Regions from separate parts of the Homo sapiens genome. Here region 2 is linked to region 1. A link is a loop called in an ENCODE intact Hi-C map of the cell type or tissue named here. Cell type or tissue: sigmoid colon. All regions are shown on one strand. Links, peaks and the distances in the headings refer to the core of each region. The heading gives the core; the rest is flanking DNA. Region 1 overlaps ABLIM1 (actin binding LIM protein 1). Region 2 overlaps ATRNL1 (attractin like 1).

Region 1 (10,651 bases), core at 1,281-9,280:
GAATCCACATGTCAGGGGCTGAGCTAACATGCTGAAGGCTTGTGTTAAAGGCAGCTTGTTAGCAGAATCTGATCCACGTTCAGGTCACCCTTCTCTTGTGCCCCTTCTTTCTCTTTCGGATAGAATGAGTATTCTCCCACATTCCACCTCCACCATTTTATTACACAAGATTGGGAAATCCATGTTCTCTAGGAACAAATGAATGACAGGATAGATGACATTAAATTCAGGACCTCAACTTACCCAAACCCTAGAACTTAAATTTGTTTTTTTTTTTCTTGGAGCTCCTTAGCTTGAGTCCTGGCCAGGGACAAAGTACTGTAGTTAACAGTCTATTAAAAGGATATTTTATAAGGTCTCCAAAGTCTTATTCCACTTTCTATTAATAACAACCTAAATCTGAAATGATTTTGTTTCTATTTATTTTTTATCCATGTGTATAGCCAGGAACTTATTTTGTACTTTTGTTTATGACAAATATGGTTTTTTGTTTTTTTTTAAGATCTATTGTAAAAAAGCATTCCAAGGAAAGCTTGAATTTTCTTGAACATACCTGGGCAACAGTTTCAATACTGAAAATTGATTTTTTAAATGTTTTATTTAAAAATTTTTATAGTAAAGGGCATGCTCTGAACTGTCTTAAAATCCCTCTGGACGTTTTATAAGTCTCAGTTATCTCAGTGTCTCAGCAAGCATTGGTTAGATGCATAAAGTTTCTCCCTAGTTTTTTAATGTAATGATTTACATTCAGTTCACAATAGTTCTCTACGTAGTCTTTACCTTTGAAGGAACACCTCATGCTCTTGTTCTGTAGTGTCTGTTTTTGCCCCTTTACAATGAAGGAGGCAGGAACCAGAGAAACAAACCCATGATCGGAGATTTAAAGTGAGAGCAGTCCTGTAAGCATCAAAGCCTGGGTTCAAGGGCATTTGAGAAAAGAAGATTTGTCCTCTGTGGTTAATTGGGCAGGCAAAGCCCGGGCCCACTCCAGGCCTTAGTTTCCGGTGTGTAAAATGAAGCATTTGCATCAGATGGTCTATAAAGTCCCTCTGGCTCTCAGATATTCTGTGGTCTGTAAAATGCAGATAATCTCTATTCTCCCAGGTTAGTGGGAGCCCTAAGGTAAACTGAGATAACAGACATGCAAACTTCAGAACACAAGATGTTAATTTTCTTATGATGATTATGAAACTAATGAGAATCTAAAATGCCTTCCCCAGAAGCTGACAGTGGGCCATTTACAATGTTTTAAAGGGAAGAGGAAATGTAAGTTATGTTAGATTATCGCAGGTATCAGGACAGTAGAGACACCAAGTGTTTACATGTATGTGCCTGAAATTCGGCTCGGTAATTACACATATTACGCAGCCTGGGAAAGCAGGTATTGCTAACCTACTCATTTTACAGATGAAAAAACTGAAGCCCAGTGGTTGCCTAGTTTGCCCAGGGTCCCTCTGTTCAGTGTCAGAGCTGGAATTTGACTCCAGTGCTCTTCAGCTCCAAAATCCTTAACTGCTGTGAGTTGCCCAATTAGTGTCTAGGATAGGCCAAGACACACAGGGGACAAAACAGTGAAGACTTATTTTTCCCTATTGCTACTTTTATTATCCTCTATCAGAGCTGCCTTTTCCACCTTAATTATATCTTTTAGAGACAGGGTCTCAGTCTGTCACTCTGTCACCCAGGCTGAAGTGCAATAGCGTGATTATAGCTCACTACAGCCTTGAGCTCCTGGGCTCAAGCAATCCTCCCACCTCAGCCTCCAAAGTAGCTAGGACTTGCAGTCCTAGCGCTGCCACGCCTCGCTATTCTATTTTCTGTAGAGACGGGGGTCTCACTATATTGCCTAGGCTGGTCTTGAATTCATAGCCTCAAGCTATGATCCTCTTGCCTTGGCTTCTCAAAGTGTTAAGATTTAAGGTGTGAGCCACTGTGCCCAGTCTGATGATATCTTAGATTACATAGCTTTCTTGTCACTTTCAGCTCTTCAAAGTCCAGTCCTATTAAAAATTCTCTTCCCCCATCCATTTCAGAGCTTCACCATTTCCTAGGTCAGGCCCAACCCAAATTGGAGACCGGCAATGAGGCTGGTCTTTCTTATCTCCTTTCTGTCCTTCAGGGTTCCTTTGGGGTTTTGGACAGGGGGTGGGGAGTAAGTAGTTGAGGGGACAAGGTGTTATGTAACTGGCGTTATTGTGCTTCTTTCTGCTAACACTGGCTGGAGACTTTTAGTTGGGATGGGGAATACATTTTGAGTTATTTGACCAAAATTTCTGATTAACCTCTTGCAGCCCACCCTTCTCCATTTCCCAGAATCAGCCCCTACTTCCTCATGGTCTCCTCATAGCTTGTTACTAATGAAGTCCCCCTACTTAGCAGGCACCTTTCTCAGGTGGACTCATCAAGATGCTGGGGTGTGGGTACCATCCATGTGATATTCATGCACCCCCAGTAATGTGGGTACCATCCATGGGACATTCATGTACCTCCAGTGAGCTGAACAGTGGAAATTCACACCACATCACTTCTGTCTTCTCATTCACCTACCATCAAGGGTGACTCCAGCCAGCTTCCTGCCTTCCCAATTCAGTAGGCTCCAGACTCTTTGTCCATGAATGCTTCTAAGCTCCAGGATACATCAAAAGCTTCTCTTGGCTGGCACAGCAGCTGTAGGGCCTGAGTTTCCCCACTTAGTAAACATCTAGGCAGAGAGTGGGAGGCTGTTCCTCCTTCTAACAGGATCCTGTAACCCTTGCAGCAGAGCAGAGGGGAACACCACTCTCCTGCTGTGTGAAGAGCTCGCTGCTGACTCTCAGCTCTCTGTTTTCCAATGTCTGATTCCAGAGTTGGGTAGGCCATAGGGTTGATAGTCATCAGGCAGAGTCTACCATCTTTTGATAAGTCCTGCAAGGATATTCCTAGCACCTTTCCTTGGAAGATGGGATACTTCTCCCCATCGTTCTCACCTCGGAGGTTTTAGCCAAAAATTCCAAGACACTAAGAAAAGTCCCATTCTGTATTCTGGAAGTTTTGATCCTGGCTAGGTAGTTGCTCTGAATGGAAATTACTACCTTTGTAAATGACTCTACACATTCGAAGCATGCAGGCCTGGGAAGGTAGCGGTGGCTGGGAGTTTAGCTAGCACATGGTTCTCTTTTTTTATAGCTAGCCCCATGTCCTCAGCCTTCTTTTCCAGAGAGGCGTCTTCACAGAGTAAGACATCTTTGGGGCCCTTATTCATCTCAAATGAGAATTCCAGGAAGGCGGAAATAGTTCTCAAGGAGAACATAGGTGCCCAGGCTGAGAGAAGCTTAATTGCTGCCCAGGAGATGACTTCTCTCTTAACTTTCTATCCCCTAACAGTGGTCTTTATTTTCAAGTTGTGTCTTTGCTTCTTTCATAGCTCTGGGATGTCTGAGCACTGAAGTGCTTGTAAAGAACCCAAGACCTAACTCTGCTCCTAACCAAGGAAAAAGGGAGTCTATTGAGTGGCTCACATGTACCAAGCATTGTATTATGCAAAACACTTTACCATGCATGATCTCTTCTCTTTTTTCCTGAAAGCAACGTGTCCCCTTCTTCAACTTACTTTTGCAGCCCAAGTGTCCATAGCCCTATGCTAAAATATATAAATAAACAAATAAAATATATTAAGAGTGACAGGCAATATCCCTATTGTCAAGGATATTAATTGCCTTTGAACAAAATGATATCAATTTGGAAGCGGCTATGTAGATGGATGTTAATTTAACCTGGACGTGAGTAGCCAAATCCCTGCTTTTTTCTGGCTTTTGATGCCAAGAGTGAAGGGCTCAGGGTCAAGTGTTTAAGGTCAGGCTTTTCTCTTTTTTTTTTTTTTTTTCCATGTTAGGTCATTATTTTTCCTGGGTAGGACACTGGCAAGTTCCTCATGGGTTTTATTTCCTCGATGCCACTGCATATTCACCTACTTCTGACGTTGGCAATAATTCCAATGCCAATCACCAGCTTTCTATATTTATCAGCAGCTGCTTCAGTGATTTGGAAACAATTTTCTCAACAGCTGAAAAACATGAAGATACAGAGTAGGACATTTTGTTCTTTATGAAAGAGCTTAGTTGGAGTGAGCGTGGAAGGAGTGAGCAATCCAGCATGAATCTTTTGTCTCTGCATCTTTTCCACTCTCTCCAGCACAGTGTCAGGCTTGAGTGAAGACCATGGCTTTGTCCAGACAGGAGTGGGTAGGCTCTGTGAAATATACCAGAATACTTCGGGTCAGGATTCTCACGTGGGCTGGTATTCCCTTATCTAGGAGGTGCTCTTTGTTGATTTGCTTGATGTGTATCATAGGGATTGGCAGGAAGGAGGCCTAACCTTAGCCTTTATTTGCAGCCCAACCTTACCAGCTGGCTGGTAAGCATTCAGTGAATATTTTTCTATAAAACATGTAGAGTGGCTGTCCCCCATGAGGCACCGTGCAGGGCATGGAGGAGCTCAATGGTATAGATACCACCTGTGAAGTCAGAGAGCTTCCAGTCTGCAAGGCACTTTGACTAGAATGATTGTGAAAACTAAATGGTACCATGTTTACAAAGCCCTCACGTGGTACCTGATTCTAGAAAGCCCTCAGTGCAGAATGATCATAGTGGTGAGGCAGGAAAATAGGGTCTAGAGACTGGGAGCCTAAGGCGAATCTGAAGTTGACTTCTTAGAATTAAATCAAAAGGAAAACTTCAGCCTCTGGTTGGTCATGGGCCAATCTTTCACTTCAGTCTCTGATTGTTTGCAGGTCAAGTTTCCACTTCAGCCTCTGATTGGCCCTGGGCCAGTCCTTCATTTATATAGAGTGTAACTCCACTTCAGCCTCTGATTGGCCATGGGCCAGTCCTTCATTTGTATAGAGTGTAACTCCGCTTCAGCCTCTGATTGGCCGTGGGCCAGTCCTTCATTTGTATAGAGTGTAACTCCGCTTCAGCCTCTGATTGGCTGCAGGCCAAGCCCTCAAGACTTTCTATCCCCTAACAGTGGTCTTTATTTTCAAATTGTGTCTTTGCTTATTTCATAGCTCTGGGATGTCTGGGCACTGAGGTGGTTGTAAAGAGCCCAAGACCTAACTGCTCCTAACCGAGGAAAAAGGGAGTCTATTGAGTGGCTCACATGTACCAAGCATTGTATTATGCAAAACACTTTACAGTGCATGATCTCTTTTCTTCCTGATAGCAGCCTAGGCAATGGCTGTTGTCCGCATTTTACAGATGAAGAAATGAGGGTTCGGAGAGAGTAACTTGCCCGAGTCTTCCTGACACCAATGCCCATGCTGCTCCTACCTTCCCCACACCATCCACCTCCCTGGACCTCACTTTTGGTGCAGCAGAGAGACTGCAAACAGCTCTGTCAACCTCCCTGAGCCCATCCATTGTCATTTGTAGAAATGAAAAGCCATCTCTGAAAGTTGATTTTCTCTTTTAAAAATTCTATTGAACAGCATCTTCCTTATTATTAAAATCTTTGCTGCCACCTAGTGGGAATTATGTAATTAGAAGAATAAAGAAAAATTTCAGTTAGACTTGGATTAAAAAATTGTCCATTTCATCCTGGAAAAGGCAAAACTATGTAGACAGTGAAAAGATCAGTGGTTTCCAGGAGTTAGGAGGAGGGAGGGATGAATAGATGGGGTACAGAGAGTTTTTAGGGTAGTGACACTACTCTGTATGATACTATAAGAGCGGGTACATGTCATTACTACCTTTGTCCAAACTCAGAATGTCCAACATCAAGACTGAACCCTAATGTAAGCTGTGGACTCTGGGCTATCATGATGTGTCAGTGTCAGTTCATCAATTATAACAATGGTTCCACTCTGGTGGGGGATGTTGCTAATGGGGGAGGCTGTGCACGGGGAGGGACTGGGGTTGTATCAGAAATCTCCGTACCTTCTGCTCAATTTTGCTGTGAACCTACACCTGCTCTAAAAGTAGTCTTTTTTTTAAAAAAAACTATCAGTTTTCTTACATCCATACTGTGCTCCTAAACTTTAAAAATTATATTTTTAAACTAATATCGTGGCCTTCCATTTTTATCTTTATAGTAAACTACCAGATGTGAGATTCCTTTTATAAAAATTTTGGTCAGATGTTGGAATTCATATAAACCCCAGCTTTTAAAAAAATGCTTAATCTTTTATGACCATCTAATATACACTCATATGCATATGACCATCTAATACACACTCATATGTGTACTAGATAATGGGCCATACATTAAGAAATTCTAATTTGCAATATTCAGAACTTATATTTTTAAATTTTATAAATAGTCAAATTTTTTACATTATCATGGTTTAAAAATTCAAACAACACAGAGGATGTGAAGTTAAACAGTAAAGTCCTCCTCCAGAGAGGGAAGTTTCTTAAGAATTTTTAATGTTTTCCCCCAGAAATGTTCTATTCTGGGACTAGGACACACACACCATTTTCTTTACTACTTTTTTATGAATGAGCTTATGCTATGCTTACTGTTCTATGGCCTGCTTTTTTTACTTGATCTATTTTGAACATCTTTCCATGCCAGAGCACAAATCTGCCTCGTTCTTTTGAACAGCCCATAGTATTCCATTATCAACTATACTATAATTTATTTAACTGGCCCTTCACTGATGGTCCATATAGCCTATTTCCAGTTTTTGTTATTAGAGAAATGCTGTAGGGAACATATGCATGCACATATGTGCTTTTGCAAATATATTTGTAGAATAAAATCTTAGACATAAAATAATTACTGGATCTCAAGGTTATGTGAACACCCACTGTCCAAGATCGCCAGAAATACACCTGTCATTAAAAAAAAAGAAAAAGAACGGGTTAAACTAGCTGCAGCAAGAGGGAAGCCAGAGGAACTGTGAGCCCACTCTGGGTGCAGTTTGGAGGAGTTTTCACAGCATTTGGGCTTATGCTGGGTAATTTTATTTATTTATTTAATTACTTTATTTATTGAGACGGAGCTTCGTTCTTGTTGCCCAGGCTGGAGTGCAATGGCATGATCTCAGCTCACTGCACCTCTGCCTCCCAGGTTCAAGCAATTCTCCTGCCTCAGCCTCCTGAGTAGCTGGGATTACAGGCGTGCACCACCATGCCCGGCTAATTTTTTGTATTTTGTAGAGACAGGGTTTCACCACATTAGTCAGGCTGGTCTTGAACTCATGACCTCAGGTGATCCATCCGCCTCGGCCTCCCAAAGTTCTGGGATTACAGGTGTGTGCCACCGCACCCAGCCCACGTGCTAGGTAATTTTAAAGAGGATTCAAAGGATTAGAAGCAGTTCTAGGTTAAGTGTTGTCAAGAAGCAGGACCAGGTCAGCGATTGGGTCTCAAGGTTTTCTGGATGGTCAGAGAATTAAAGTTGGGCTAGAAGCGTCATTAGGAAAAAGCAGTGGCAGTCACGGATGTGGTCAGAAGAGGGGGTTGTTTCATCACTTTGTGTACCAAGTGGACTCTGTCTTGGTCCAAACCTGGCCACTAAGTGGACTTGCCAGGACATGGCTTTATTCTGTGTGTGTTCTGTCTGATCAGCTTGGAACACGTGGCCAACTTGACACGTGCTTGCTTTCATTCTCTCAGGTACATTGATGTGGAATGTCTGTAGTTGTTGAAGTTGCTTTCCAGAAAGGTTGCACCAATTTACAGTCTTCTGGTTTCTTTTTAATACCCAACTTCCCTAACAGAATGAAGCAGTCGATAATCAGATTAATTATGGCAATTGTAATAACAGCAAATGTTTCTAGTCACTTCCAATGTGCCATCTACTGCTAAATCTATTAAATGCACTGAATCCTCATCAGAGGGCTGAGACCAGGTGCTGATAACATTCCCACTTCCCTAAGAAGAAACCCAGGCTTCAAAAGGGTGTAACTTGCTTTGATCACATAGCTAGCCAACGAGGAGTTAGCTGGGGTTCCTCACTGGGATGTCTTATTCCAGGCCCACACTCTTTACCATGAAGAAATAATTTCTCCTTTATTGTCCTTCCAGGAGCCTGCCAAGGAGAATTGAGAGCTAAGGAATTAAGAGCCACTTAATTGATGATCACAAATCTTTGAAAGGCTGGTTTGGATTGATAAGGAAGTAGGGTCCCATTTACAAAAATGAGATTTACGGGCAGCCTCCAGGAGTAATCACGTATATAGTGTTAGGCGAGGCATCAGCATAAAGTGCTGAGTTGTTCACAGTGCCCTCAATTAATAAATGCCTATGCGCACTTTCTTAAAATCACAGCCAAGACACTATAATTAAATATTCTCTGGGCGATCTGTAGCTCAGAGGATACATTAAAAAACCCCCAAGTAAGCAGATGGGTGAAGGACATCCGTCCCCGTAGATCCACGGAGGTTCATGAAGCTTCCGTTCTGTGTCCTTCCGAGGACGCAGCCTGTGAGCCTTCACCAAGAAAGATTTTGTGCAGGGAAAGAAACTGACCCGAGATGGTGCTTGAGTAAATATTGATTGAGTGTGTGATGGGCACACAGTGGGGTTGAAATTGGGCTGCCTGCTTGGATTTAGCAAAGGAAATGTGTAGTAACCACTGGCGGCTGCTCTTTTTCAGATTGTGCCGGCTGCGGAAGAGATATCAAGAATGGGCAGGCGCTGCTGGCGCTGGATAAGCAGTGGCACTTGGGGTGCTTTAAATGCAAGTCCTGCGGGAAGGTCCTCACCGGGGAGTACATCAGCAAGTAAGGCTGGGCGCGGGCACGCGTTCCTTTCAGTGGGCACCGGGCGTTGTGGTTCTTCTGCAGGTCCTGGTCTCAGGGGCCCCACCCCATCAATGGTGCTGAAATTGTTCACATCCTGCCATCATAATGAACTTGTTGCTATAAAACTTTTGAAAAGAATTGTATTCTTTTGCCTTGGCTACTATAAACCTAATGATATGTTAATCATTGCCTAATTTAACAATTAATGAAGCTGACACTGTTACACTGTATGTCATTACCAATTAAGCATTTAATAATTTCCCTGTTGCTGTTCATTCTCCTATGAGGAACTAGTAAGCCTTTGTTCTCCTTCCAGGGCTGGAGTACATTCATAGACGCTCCCCAAAAACACACAAAGCCTAGGTTGTGGGCCTTTTAGGACTGCACAAAACAGCCTGCCAGGAAATGGGCTCATGTTCAATAATAGTGGATAATAGCTACAGTTAAGGAAGTGAGGCTTTTTTTTTTTTAAATGTAGCCTGGCAATGAGGGGAAATTTTCCACCGTATACCTTTTCATGCCTTAAAAAAAATTTTCCTGCTGGGCGTGGTGGCTCACACCTGTAATCTCAACACTTGGGAGGCCAAGGTGGGAGGATCACTTGAGTTCAGGAGTTCGAGACCAGCCTGAGCAACATAGCAAGACCTCATCTCTACTAATATAAATAAATAAATAAGCAAGCAAGCCAGGCATGGTGGCACATGCCTGTAGTCCCAGCTACTTGTGAGTCTGAGGTGGGAGGATCACTTGAGCCCAGGAGATCAAGGCTGCAGTGAACTATTATCGCACCACTGCACTCCAGCCAGGGCAACTGAGTAAGACCTTGTCTCAAAAAATAAACAAATAAATTCATTCATTAATTCATGCATTTCCCCAACCACATGAAATCACCTATTCGAAAATATTAATGAATGTAGTTTAAAAATATAGTGAAACAAACAAGCAAACAAAAGGTTGCTTGGGCCCCACCCACTAGAAATCTAATTCTACAGGCCCAGGGTAAGGCTGAAACACCTGCACTGAAAGGGCAAGAAGGCTGGGTGCGGTGGCTCATGCCTGTAATCCCAGTACTTTGGGAGGCCGAGGCAGTCGGATCACCTGAGGTTGAGAGTTCGAGACCAGCCTGGCCAATATGGTGAAACCTCATCTGTACTAAAAATACAAAAACTGAGCCGGGCATGGTGGTGGGCACCTGCAACCCCAGCTACTTGGGAGGCTGAGACAGGAGAATTGCTTGAACCTGGGAGGCGGAGGTTGCAGTGAGCCCAGATCGCACCACTGTACTCCAGCCTGGAGACAGAGCAAGACTCTGTCTCAAAAAAAAAAAAAAAGAAAGAAAAGAAAAGGCAAGAAGCTCTTCAGGTGACCATTATGGACAAAATAAGACAGGTGCCTGGCTTCTAACGGAACATTGCAAGCTATGCGGGGGTGGGTAACTTGGCAGTCTAGGGTGGCACTCTATAGCTTTTCCATGCAATCACACACAGGATATAATATTTTTCCTGTGCTCCAAGGAGGTTGACTGAGCTGAAGGAGGCGGCCCTGGGCTCCGGAGGCCTCCTGAGAGCTGAGGAGGTGGTGTCTGCAGGCTGTTCAGAGGCTGTACTCTGGCATGTGGGCCCCTTGTAGGGGAATGAATGCTGAGCCCACATCTGACGGGCTCAGTGTTCTTGTTTTTTTTTTTTGTTTTTTTTTTTTGAGATGGGGTCTTGTGCTGTCACCCAGGCTGGAATGCAATGGTGCGATCTTGGCTCACTGAAACCTCCACCTCCTGGGTTCAAGCAATTCTCCTGCCTCAGCCTTCTGGGTAGCTGGGACTTACAGCTACACCTCACCACACCTGGCTAATTTTTGTATTTTTTTTAAAGTAGAAACAGGGCTTCCCCATGTTGGCCAGACTGGTCTCAAACTCCTGACCTCAGTTGA
Region 2 (10,651 bases), core at 1,650-9,649, 580 kb before region 1:
TTGGCAGGGGTAGGGAGAGGAAAGAATGAATAGGCAGAGCATAGGGGATTTTTAGGTTAAAAAAACTATTCTGTTGATACTATAATGGTGGATACATGTAATGATACATTTGTCCAAACCCACAGAATGTCCAACACTGACAGTGAATGCTAATGTAAACTATGACTTTGGTTGATAATGATTTGTCAGTGTGAGCTCATGAACTGTAATGAATATACACTCTGGTGGGAGATACTGATAATGAGAGAAGCTGTGTATGCATTGGGGCAGGAGGTAAATGGGAATTCTCTGTACCTTCTGCTCAATTTTCCTGTGAACCTCAAACTATGAAGTCTATTTTTTTTATTTTACTGTCATAGAAGCAGATGAGTCTACACAGGTCCCTATACTTTTAGTCATATATTTAATATGTATATATCATTATCTTTGACAACTATACTTTATGACAAAATTAAATATTATACAACAAACTTGTGTGCCCTCGAGTAGTCCCAGCTACTCTAAAGGCCAAGGTGGGAGGATCACTGGAGCCCAGGAGTTTGAGACCAGTCTGAGCAACATAGAAAGATCTCATCTCTAAAAAAAAAAAACAATTTAATTAGCTGGGAATGGTGGTGTGCAACCTGTGGTGCCAGCTACTCCGGAGGCTGAGTTGGGAGGATCATTTCAGCATGGAAGGTCAACGCTGCAAGAGCTGCGATCATGCCACTGCACTCTAGCCTGAGCCACAGAGTGAGATCCTATCTCCAAGAAAAAGAAAAACCAAAGAAAAAAAAATGACACACAAGACCAGGTAGGTTAAGCAAAAGAGAAATGTTAGGAAGGAACTCAAGACTTAACATACTTTGAAGTCAGGGAGCGTGATGCCTCCAGCTTTGTTCTTTTGGCTTAGGATTGACTTGGCAATGCAGGCTCTTTTTGGTTCCATATGAACTTTAAAGTAGTTTTTTCCAATTCTGTGAAGAAACTCATTGGTAGCTTCATGGGGATGGCACTGATCTATAAATTACCTTGGGCAGTATGGCCATTTTCACAATATTGATTCCTCCTATCCATGAGTATGGAATGTTCTTCCATTTGTTTGTATCCTCTTTTATTTCGTTGAGCAGTGGTTTGTAGTCCTCCTTGAAGAGGTCCTTCACGTCCCTTGTAAGTTGGATTCCTAGGTATTTTATTCTCTTTGAAGCAGTTGTGAATGGGAGTTCACTCATGATTTGGCTCTCTGTTTGAATGTTATTGGTGTATAAGAATGCTTGTGATTTTTGCACATGATTTTGTATCCTGAGACTTTGCTGAAGTTGCTTATCAGCTTAAGGAGATTTTGGGCTGAGATGATGGGGTTTTCTAAATATACAATCATGTCATCTGCAAACAGGGACAATTTGACTTCCTCTTTTCCTAATTGAATACCTTCTATTTCTTTCTCCTGCCTGATTGCCCTGGCCAGAACTTCCAACACTATGTTGAATAGGACTGGTGAGAGAGGACATCCCTGTCTTGTGCCCGTTTTCAAAGGGAATGCTTCCAGTTTTTGCCCATTCGGTATGATATTGGCTGTGGGTTTGTCATAAATACCTCTTATTATTTTGAGATACATCCCATCAATACCGAATTTATTGAGAGTTTTTAGCATGAAGGGCTGTTGAATTTTGTCAAAGGCCTTTTCTGCATCTATTGAGATAATCATGTGGTTTTTGTCTTTGGTTCTGTTTATATGCTGGATTACGCTTATTGATTTGCATATGTTGAACTAGCCTTGCATCTCAGGGATGAAGCCCACTTGATCATGGTGGATAAGCTTTTTGATGTGTTGCTGGATTCGGTTTGCCAGGATTTTATTGAGGATTTTTGCATTGATGTTCATCAGAGATATTGGTCTAAAATTCTCTTTTTTTGTTGTGTCTCTGCCAGGCTTTGGTATCAGGATGATGCTGGCCTCATAAAATGAGTTAGGGAGGATTCCCTCTTTTTCTATTGATTGAAATAGTTTCAGAAGGAATGGTACCAGCTCCTCCTTGTACCTCTGGTATAATTCACCTGTGAATCCGTCTGGTCCTGGACATTTTTTGCTTGGTAAGCTATTAATTATTGCCTCAATTTCAGAGCCTGTTTTTGGTCTATTCAGAGATTCAACTTCTTCCTGGTTAGTCTTGGGAGGGTGTGTGTGTCGAGAAATTATCCATTTCTTCTAGATTTTCTAGTTCATTTGCATAGAGGTGTTTATAGTATTCTCTGATGGTTGTTTGTATCTCTGTGGGATCTGTGGTGATATCCCCTTTATCATTTTTTATTGCATCTATTTGATTCTTCTCTCTTTTCTTCTTTATTAGTCTTGCTAATGGTCTATCAATTTTGTTGATCTTTTCAAAAAACCAGCTCCTGGATTCACTGATTTTTTGAAGGGTTTTGTGTCTCTATCTCCTTCAGTTCTGCTCTGATCTTAGTTATTTCTTGTCTTCTGCTAGCTTTTGAATGTTTTTGCTCTTGCTTCTCTAGTTCTTTTAATTGTGATGTTAGGGTGTCAATTTTAGATCTTTCCTGCTTTCTGTTGTGGGCATTTAGTGCTATAAATTTCCCTCTACACAATGCTTTGAATGTGTCCCAGAGATTGTGTGTCTTTGTTCTCATTGGTTTCAAGAACATCTTTATTTCTGCCTTCATTTCGTTATGTACCCAGTAGTCATTCAGGAGCAAGTTGTTCAGTTTCCATGTAGTTGAGCAGTTTTGAGTGAGTTTCTTAATCCTGAGTTCTAGTTTGATTGCACTGTGGTCTGAGAGACAGCTTGTTATAACTTCTGTTCTTTCACATTTGCTGAGGAGTGCTTTACTTCCAACTATGTGGTCAATTTTGGAATAAGTGCAATGTGGTGCTGAGAAGAATGTATCTTCTGTCGAATTGGGGTGGAGAGTTCTGTAGATGTCTATTAGGTCCGCTTGGTGCAGAGCTGAGTTCAATTCCTGGATATCGCTGTTAACCTTCTGTCTATTGATCTGTCTAATATTGACAGTGGGGTGTTAAAGTCTCCCATTATTATTGTGTGGGAGTCTAAGTCTCTTTGTGGGCCTCTAAGGACTTGCTTTATGAATCTGGGTGCTCCTGTATTGGGTGCATATATATTTAGGATAGTCAGCTCTTCTTGTTCAATTGATCCCTTTACCATTAAGTAATGGCCTTCTTTATCTCTTTTGATGTTTGTTGGTTTAAAGTCTGTTTTATCAGAGACTAGGATTGCAACCTCAGGCTTTTTTTGTTTTCCATTTGCTACCCGACTTCAAACTATATTACAAGGCTATAGTAACCAAAACAGCATGGTACTGGTATCAAAACAGAGATATAGACCAATGGAACAGAACAGAGCCCTCAGAAATAATACCACACATCTACAACCACCTGATCTTTGACAAACCTGACAAAAACAAGAAATGGGGAAAGGATTCCCTATTTAATAAATGGTTCTGGGAAAACTGGCTAGCCATATGTAGAAGGCTGAAACTAGATCTCTTCCTTACATCTTATACAAAAAATAATTCAAGATAAATTAAAGACTTAAATGTTGGACTGAAAACCATAAAAACCCTAGAAGAAAACCTAGGCAATACCATTCAGGACATAGGCATGGGCAAGGACTTCATGTCTAAAACACCAAAAGCAATGGCAACAAAAGCCAAAATTGGCAAATGGGATCTAATTAAACTAAAGAACTTCTGCACAGCAAAAGAAACTACCATCAGAGTGAAAACGCAACCTACAGAATGGGAGAAAATTTTTGCAATCTACTCATCTGACAAAGGGCTAATATCCAGAATCTACAAAGAACTCCAACAAATTTACAGGAAAAAATCAAACAACCCCATCAAAAAGTGGGTGAGGGATATGAACAGACACTTCTCAAAAGAAGACATTTATGCAGCCAAAAGACACATGAAAAAATGCTCATCATCACTGGCCATCAGAGAAATGCAAATCAAAACCACAATGAGATACCATCTCACACCAGTTAGAATGGCGATCATTAAAAACTCAGGAAACAACAGGTGCTGGAGAGAATGTGGAGAAATAGGAACACTTTTACACTGTTGGTGGGACTGTAAACTAGTTCAACCATTGTGGAAGACAGTGTGGCAATTCCTCAAGGATCTAGAACTAGAAATACCATTTGACCCAGCCATCCCATTACTGGGTATATACCCAAAGGATTATAAATCATGCTGCTATAAAGACACATGCACACATATGTTTATTGCGGCACTATTCACAATAGCAAAGACTTGGAACCAACCCAAATGTCCATCAATGATAGACTGGATTAAGAAAATGTGGCACAAATACACCATGGAATACTATACAGCCATAAAAAATGATGAGTTCATGTCCTTTGTAGGGACATGGATGACGCTGGAAACCATCATTCTCAGCAAACTATCGCAAGGACAAAAAACCAAACACCGCGTGTTCTCACTTATAGGTGGGAATTGAACAATGAGAACACTTGGACACAGGAAGGGGAACATCCCACACTGGGGCCTGTTGTGGGGTGTGGGGAGGGGGGAGGGATAGAATTAGGAGATACACCTAATGTAAGTGACGTGTTAATGGGTGCAGCACCCCAACATGGCACATGTATACATATGTAACAAACCTGCACGTTGTGCACATGTGCCCTAGAACTTAAAGTATAATAAAAAAATAAAAATAAAAATAAAAAAAGGACTTAATATAAAGCTAGGTTTTTCCTCTGTGTTATCTTAATAAAACCCAAGTTTCTAGAGGGTAACACTCATTTTTAAAAAATATACATTAGGCATACAGCCAAACAGAATAAGTAGTCAAGCAACAACAAAGGATAAAATATAATGGAGGTAACAACAATCTGTTACTCTAACCTAAATAATCCAGTTCCAAATAACACCTTGTATAAAACTACCAGATTTTGAACCTCATAAAGATTGCCTCGGCAGTCCGCATTTTCACATGTCTCTCATTCTTTGATCATTCCCCATTTGTCCTAGAAGCAAATCTATCTCCTCTTCTTACCTCACTGATTCCTTCCCATTCTATATATATCTGAAATAAAAACATCATTTTCCCCTAAATGAGTTTGCTCACAATCCTACCTTCTTTGGAGCTATGCTTCCTTAAATACAGAATCAGGATCAGTTTGAGGCACAAAGTAACCAGTCTGCACATAATTTGTCTTGAAAACACCATATTATCTCATTTACAAGGCCTCCTTCAAACATATCAATTCAGAAATCATTTCCTTAATTATTAAGAAAATGGTATAAAATTGTCTTATTTCTGCGTTTTATAATTTACAAAGCACTTTCACACTATTCTCCATATAAAATATATATGTAGTTATAAATATATGTGTATATATGCATACACACACACATACACACACACAGACAAGTAGTTCTTAGACTACTGATAATATAACTTTGCTTTAAAAGTGAACATACCCAGTATTTGCTTCCTCATTTCCATTTGCTTATAGACATATTAGATTCAGGAATTCTTATGATTTGGGACATTACAGATGAGAATAATAGGATATGAAAAGGCCAAAAAACAAAGGCCAGAAAAAAATTCTTAATACTTTGAATCAGATCTATATTACAAGACTTACACAAAATAAAGCATTTCAAAGAAGGACTAATGAAAGTAAGTAAAAAACAGAAAAGGGGCAGAGTTGTTCACAGAGAATGTTATACAAATGTATTCCTCATTTGCTTTTAAGACTGCTGAAATGAGGTGGAGACTAATAGCAATTGAAGACCAGTTTGAAAAATACTGTGTATATGAGCTATATTTCTATTTCTCAGGCCTTAAATCAAATATAATATGGATACACCACTGTCTCTATAGAAAAGACAGTTATTTTAGTTTCACGACAGAAATGAAAATAAAATTACATCTCAAGGCACTTTTGGGGGGAAGAAAAGTCATAAATGATTAAAAGAGTCACTTAAAATACATGTCCCTGTAATTACAAAACATTTAGAAATTTGCATCTGACATAATTGCAATTGGTAACCAAATTCGATTTAATAAGAAATCATAGATCTTTTGTGCAGTTGACATACCTAATATTTTTTAATGAGCTAACATGAGCTTAAGACAGGCATAATTTACACAAAGCCTAAAATAATTCCTCTAAGTAAGTACTCAACATACCCAACAACACTTTTTTGAAAAGGTCATCTCAGGAATAATGAATACAACTTCATGAAGAGTATGTTCTCTTTGGTTTTTAACTTGGGAACTATTGCTACTATTTATTACACTGTGTTATAATAATACATAATCAAGTACTTCAGGTTATGTAATTATTGAGTCAAATTTCCCTATTTCAACAGGATTAATATGTTGGCACAAAGGAAGCTCTTCATAGGTAAATGTAACTAGCAAAAAGTAAGCTCTAGGTGGGTAGGTATATGTATAAGCATATCTCTTAATTTCATAATGACAATATTTATTATTTTATATACAGATAAATAAGCCAACATTCTTCACTGTAGTCTAAACTTAATCTTTGATGATAGATATTTATAAAAATTACTTAGAAATTCTTTCCTAGGTATCTGACTTCTGCAATAGGCAGCTAAAATACTTTTAAAAATAGTCTAGTTCTTTTTAAAATAGCCACAAGATGTCAGCCTTTCCTAAGAAATAAGTTTCATATACTGCAGTCCCTTTGAACATTTATTTTTGTAGTATACTATTTATATTACCCTTATAAATCAAATTTGAATGCACCACATTAAATTCAGTGAAGTCACCAAATTTGGGGAGATTCAACAACAAATTACAGAAGACCATAATTATCACACACCTAACAATTCAGTTTCATATATAACTTCATTTGATCTTCAAAGTAGTATGGAGACAAAATCTTTGCCAATTAATTCTATTTGTGACAAAAAAATTATTAAGAAGTTGATTATTAATCTGAACATTCTAAAAATAAAAGTAAATATATAAGGCTTGGGTGTGCAAACTATAACGAAACAAACGTGTGGAATTTGTATTAATCTATTACATATATGAATCAATGTTTCAAAAGCCATCACACCACACATGCTTACCTTGCCAACTATCATTGCAGACACATAATTTTTCTCCAGTCAGGTCACAGTAACCGTGATCTGGACTGCCGCAATTGGCTTTACAGTAAGGAATATCACAAGCTTCACCCTTCCAGTATTTATCACATTCACAATATACTTGACTTGGAACAGAGACACTAGTTGTACACTTCCCATGACCAGAGCAATTGTTAGGACAAGAATTGATTCTGTAAAATATAATTCATATATATTCAGATTCAAGGTAATTGAAAAAGAATTTTGGTTGATACATCATAAACTTTATAATTTTTATACTGTGTCCTATGTGCTTATAAATGTAACAGAATTTCACAATGTAGTTTTAATTCTTTACTCTGTACCCTCTTACTCTTATGAAATTGTTAGTATTTATTTGCAGTTGGTCTTATTTTATTCAACAGATTTACTTTGATACCAAGACTCCAAATGTCTAACGACTACATGCTCAACATCTGCAGGATCTGTACGGTTCCAGGCAAAATGTTTTGTAAAGACTTAAGTACTCAATGTTTTGATTGTATATTTTACAGAAAAAAATTAAATTCATGAAAATTCAAAACTATATGAGAAGTCAAGATATAACTTGGTTGTATAATATAAAAGAGCATGCTATCACCCATACACTGTTATTGAAGAAAAGGTATGTTTATCATATTTAGCTTTAAGACTCTTTTTTTTTTTTTTTTTTGAGACACAGTCTCGCTCTGTCGCCCAGGCTGGAATGCAGTGGTGCGATCTCGGCTCACTGAAAGCTCCGCCTCCCAGGTTCACACCATTCTCCTGCCTCAGCCTCCCGAGTAGCTGGGACTACAGGCGCCCGCCACCATGCCTGGCTAATTTTTTTGTATTTTTAGTAGAGACAGGGTTTCACCGTGTTAGCCAAGATGGTCTTGATCTCCTGACCTCGTGATCTGCCCGCCTCGGCCTCCCAAAGTGCTGGGATTACAGGCGTGAGCCACCATGTGATTATATTCTACTATATATTTGTTCTCCCTTGCATACATACTTGGATACGTTGTAGGATAAATAAATTCCATAATAAATTGCTGATTCAAGGATATTTATAATATTTCTGGTGAAAAATTCTCTGGTTACCAATTTCTACATTCTGAAGAAAAGAAAAAAATAATATATAGACTTCCTCTCTAGCCATTCCTGTGAAAGCATCTCTCATTACTTCACCCTCAGTCTTCTAGATATAAAAATGTATATAAAGTATCAGGCATATAATAGATTCTCAATGAATATTACTTTTCTTATTTTAGAGGAGATAGTGGTATAGCCACTTAACTCTTAAGCCACAATTTCCTCATGTGTCAATGGGAAATATACCCACTTGACAGAATTGAAGGTAATTAAATGACATAATGTATGCATAGCTTTCAGTACAGTCTCTGCAATAGGGACTACAAAAACTTAGCTCCCATAATCCTCTTCAAATTACAAGTGATATACCTTAGAGCACTGAAAGGCAGTTCACAACTCCCTGCAGTCTCACCACATCTGTTGCTACCAGTAAAGCTACACTAGTACTTGTTTACTTAATCACTTGCCAAAAAACAATTGTCAATTTCATAATTAATTTTCAACCAAACTTATAGGTTTAGATCACGTTTTGTGGCATATTATTAAGATTTTATGTCACTTAAGAAGGGATCCTGCCTACTAATTTGAAATTTAACACGGTAGCCTGCTTCTGGTATACAAGACATTAATAAAAATAAACAAAAAAAACCTCTTTTACATTAAATTACAAGAATCATTAAAAGAAGGAATTTTTAAAAAATACTTACGAATAGAAAATGTTGAAACCAGTTAGATTATACGCAGCATCACTAAAAAAATGTAACAGTGCATAGCCAGATGTAGTAACAACTTCAGGCACAGTTTCATTGCCCCTTATTTCAGGGACTATCAAACCACTAAAAGAGAACAAAACTGAATATTGTATGTATAGATATACATAAGACTGTTAAGCACATAAAATTTACTCAGAAATATTCTTACCAGGATCAGTAATGCTTGTACGTCAGAATGGGCAACTAAAAGGAGAATACATCTAAAAGAAGTCCCTATCCATTTCTCACTAAATTAGTTCTACTACTGCTGCCAATACACTAAAATCTACTCTCATGCCACTGTACCCCATTTTTTTTCTTATCACTATTTGTAAGGCAATGTCTCATTTCTCCTTTTTGTCCTGCTATCCATCCTGTCATAATACTACAGGGTAGTCTTCCACTTAATTCATATAAAACTTCACTTAAAGTCACCTTGCTACTCTAATAAAACCCTGTACCTTTACTCATTCTGATTGGTTTAAAAATCCGATGAAGCTGGAAGACACTCTACATCAGTTAAGCAATTACAATTACATTCTAGTTATAGCTGTACATTTCCAATACATTTATCTAGGTGATTTAAAATATTTACTTCAAAAAATTTAAAACTATATAGACTTTAATGTTTTTCTAATTTTGCATATCTATGCAAATTGCATTAATATATAACTATTCCAAGACAGAATATTGCTCACATAAGCCCATAAGCACACAAACAAAAACTTGGGGTGGGGGAGATATAAATGTACAAAATAGTTTTAAACTGGTAACTTGTACTTCTTTTTAAGGATACTTGTTCATGAGGAAAATTACCTATCTTCATTTAGTTATATGTTCTAACCTCTCTAAATCTATGAAAACATGCAATTGGTGAAAGAAAAGAAGCTGCTAACAAACAAATTATATAACTCGACACGGTCAATTCCTTTAAACAGTTAAAATTATGTTTAGGTACCACTAAGAACTGAATTCCCCCATTCAAATCATATTTGACACATAAATGAAATATTATAGTCAAATAATTGATTTAGAAAATACATTCTCAAATGCAAACAAGTTAAAAAGTAATCAACTCTTGATTTAACGCTTTAGTAATTATTATTACATCTACTAGGTTATGTTTGTGAAGCAACAAATGATTTTAAAATGAGACTCTCAAAACAATACAAACCCTATGACACCAGTCTTAAGTTATACATACATATTGTTCATTGTAATAAAATTATATAAAGGTGAGTATTACTAAAAATAGGTCTTTATAATAGATACAGCTAGTCTCTGAGCGCTCTCTGAAAAAGATAAAAAGAATAGGTCTGGGCCAGGCGCAGTGGCTCATGCCTGTAATCCCAGTACTTTGGAAGGTGGAGGCAGGCGGATAACGAGGTCAAGAGATCAGGAACATCCTGGCCAACACAGTGAAACCCCATTTCTACTAAAAATACAAAAAAATCAGGTGGGCACGGTGGTGCATGCCTGTAGTCTCAGCTACTCGGGAGGCTGAGGCAGGAGAATCGCTTGAACCTGGGAGGTGGAGGTTGCAGTGAGCCGAGATCACACCACTGCACTCCAGCCTGGTGACAGAGCGAGACTCCGTCTCAAAAAAACAAACAAACAAAAAAGAATAGATCTGTTTGGTTTTTTGTTTACAAGTATTTTAAAAACAATAAATAAAAGAGAGTTTCCACTTCCTGTATAATACA

The links. Hi-C counts contacts between places; a loop is a spot of excess contacts. Peaks named below come from ENCODE experiments on the same cell type or tissue, not always from the same donor. Only the 100,000 strongest peaks of a DNase experiment are listed, where the experiment ranks them.
Region 2: a loop joins it to region 1, with 7 times the contacts of the local background. A loop is called at or near these places in 26 of 110 quality-filtered maps.

Annotation. Positions count from the first base shown.
Region 1 is chr10:114,545,703-114,556,353 of GRCh38, reverse strand. It overlaps ABLIM1 (actin binding LIM protein 1), which reads left to right. Exons shown (of 23, transcript NM_002313.7): 5 at 8,578-8,704. Among named protein-coding and RNA genes, the nearest start is that of ABLIM1, 110 kb to the left of the region's middle. In sigmoid colon, for the core only: CTCF peaks have their summits at 5,282, 5,481 (motif pointing left) and 7,441; DNase peaks (open chromatin) are centred at 4,868, 7,457 and 8,702; H3K4me3 peaks cover 960 bases; H3K27ac peaks cover 1,618 bases.
Region 2 is chr10:115,125,974-115,136,624 of GRCh38, reverse strand. It overlaps ATRNL1 (attractin like 1), which reads right to left. Exons shown (of 29, transcript NM_207303.4): 4 at 8,904-9,032; 5 at 7,090-7,298. Among named protein-coding and RNA genes, the nearest start is that of ATRNL1, 38 kb to the right of the region's middle. In sigmoid colon, for the core only: a CTCF peak has its summit at 6,632 (motif pointing right); no DNase peak of the experiment used is centred there.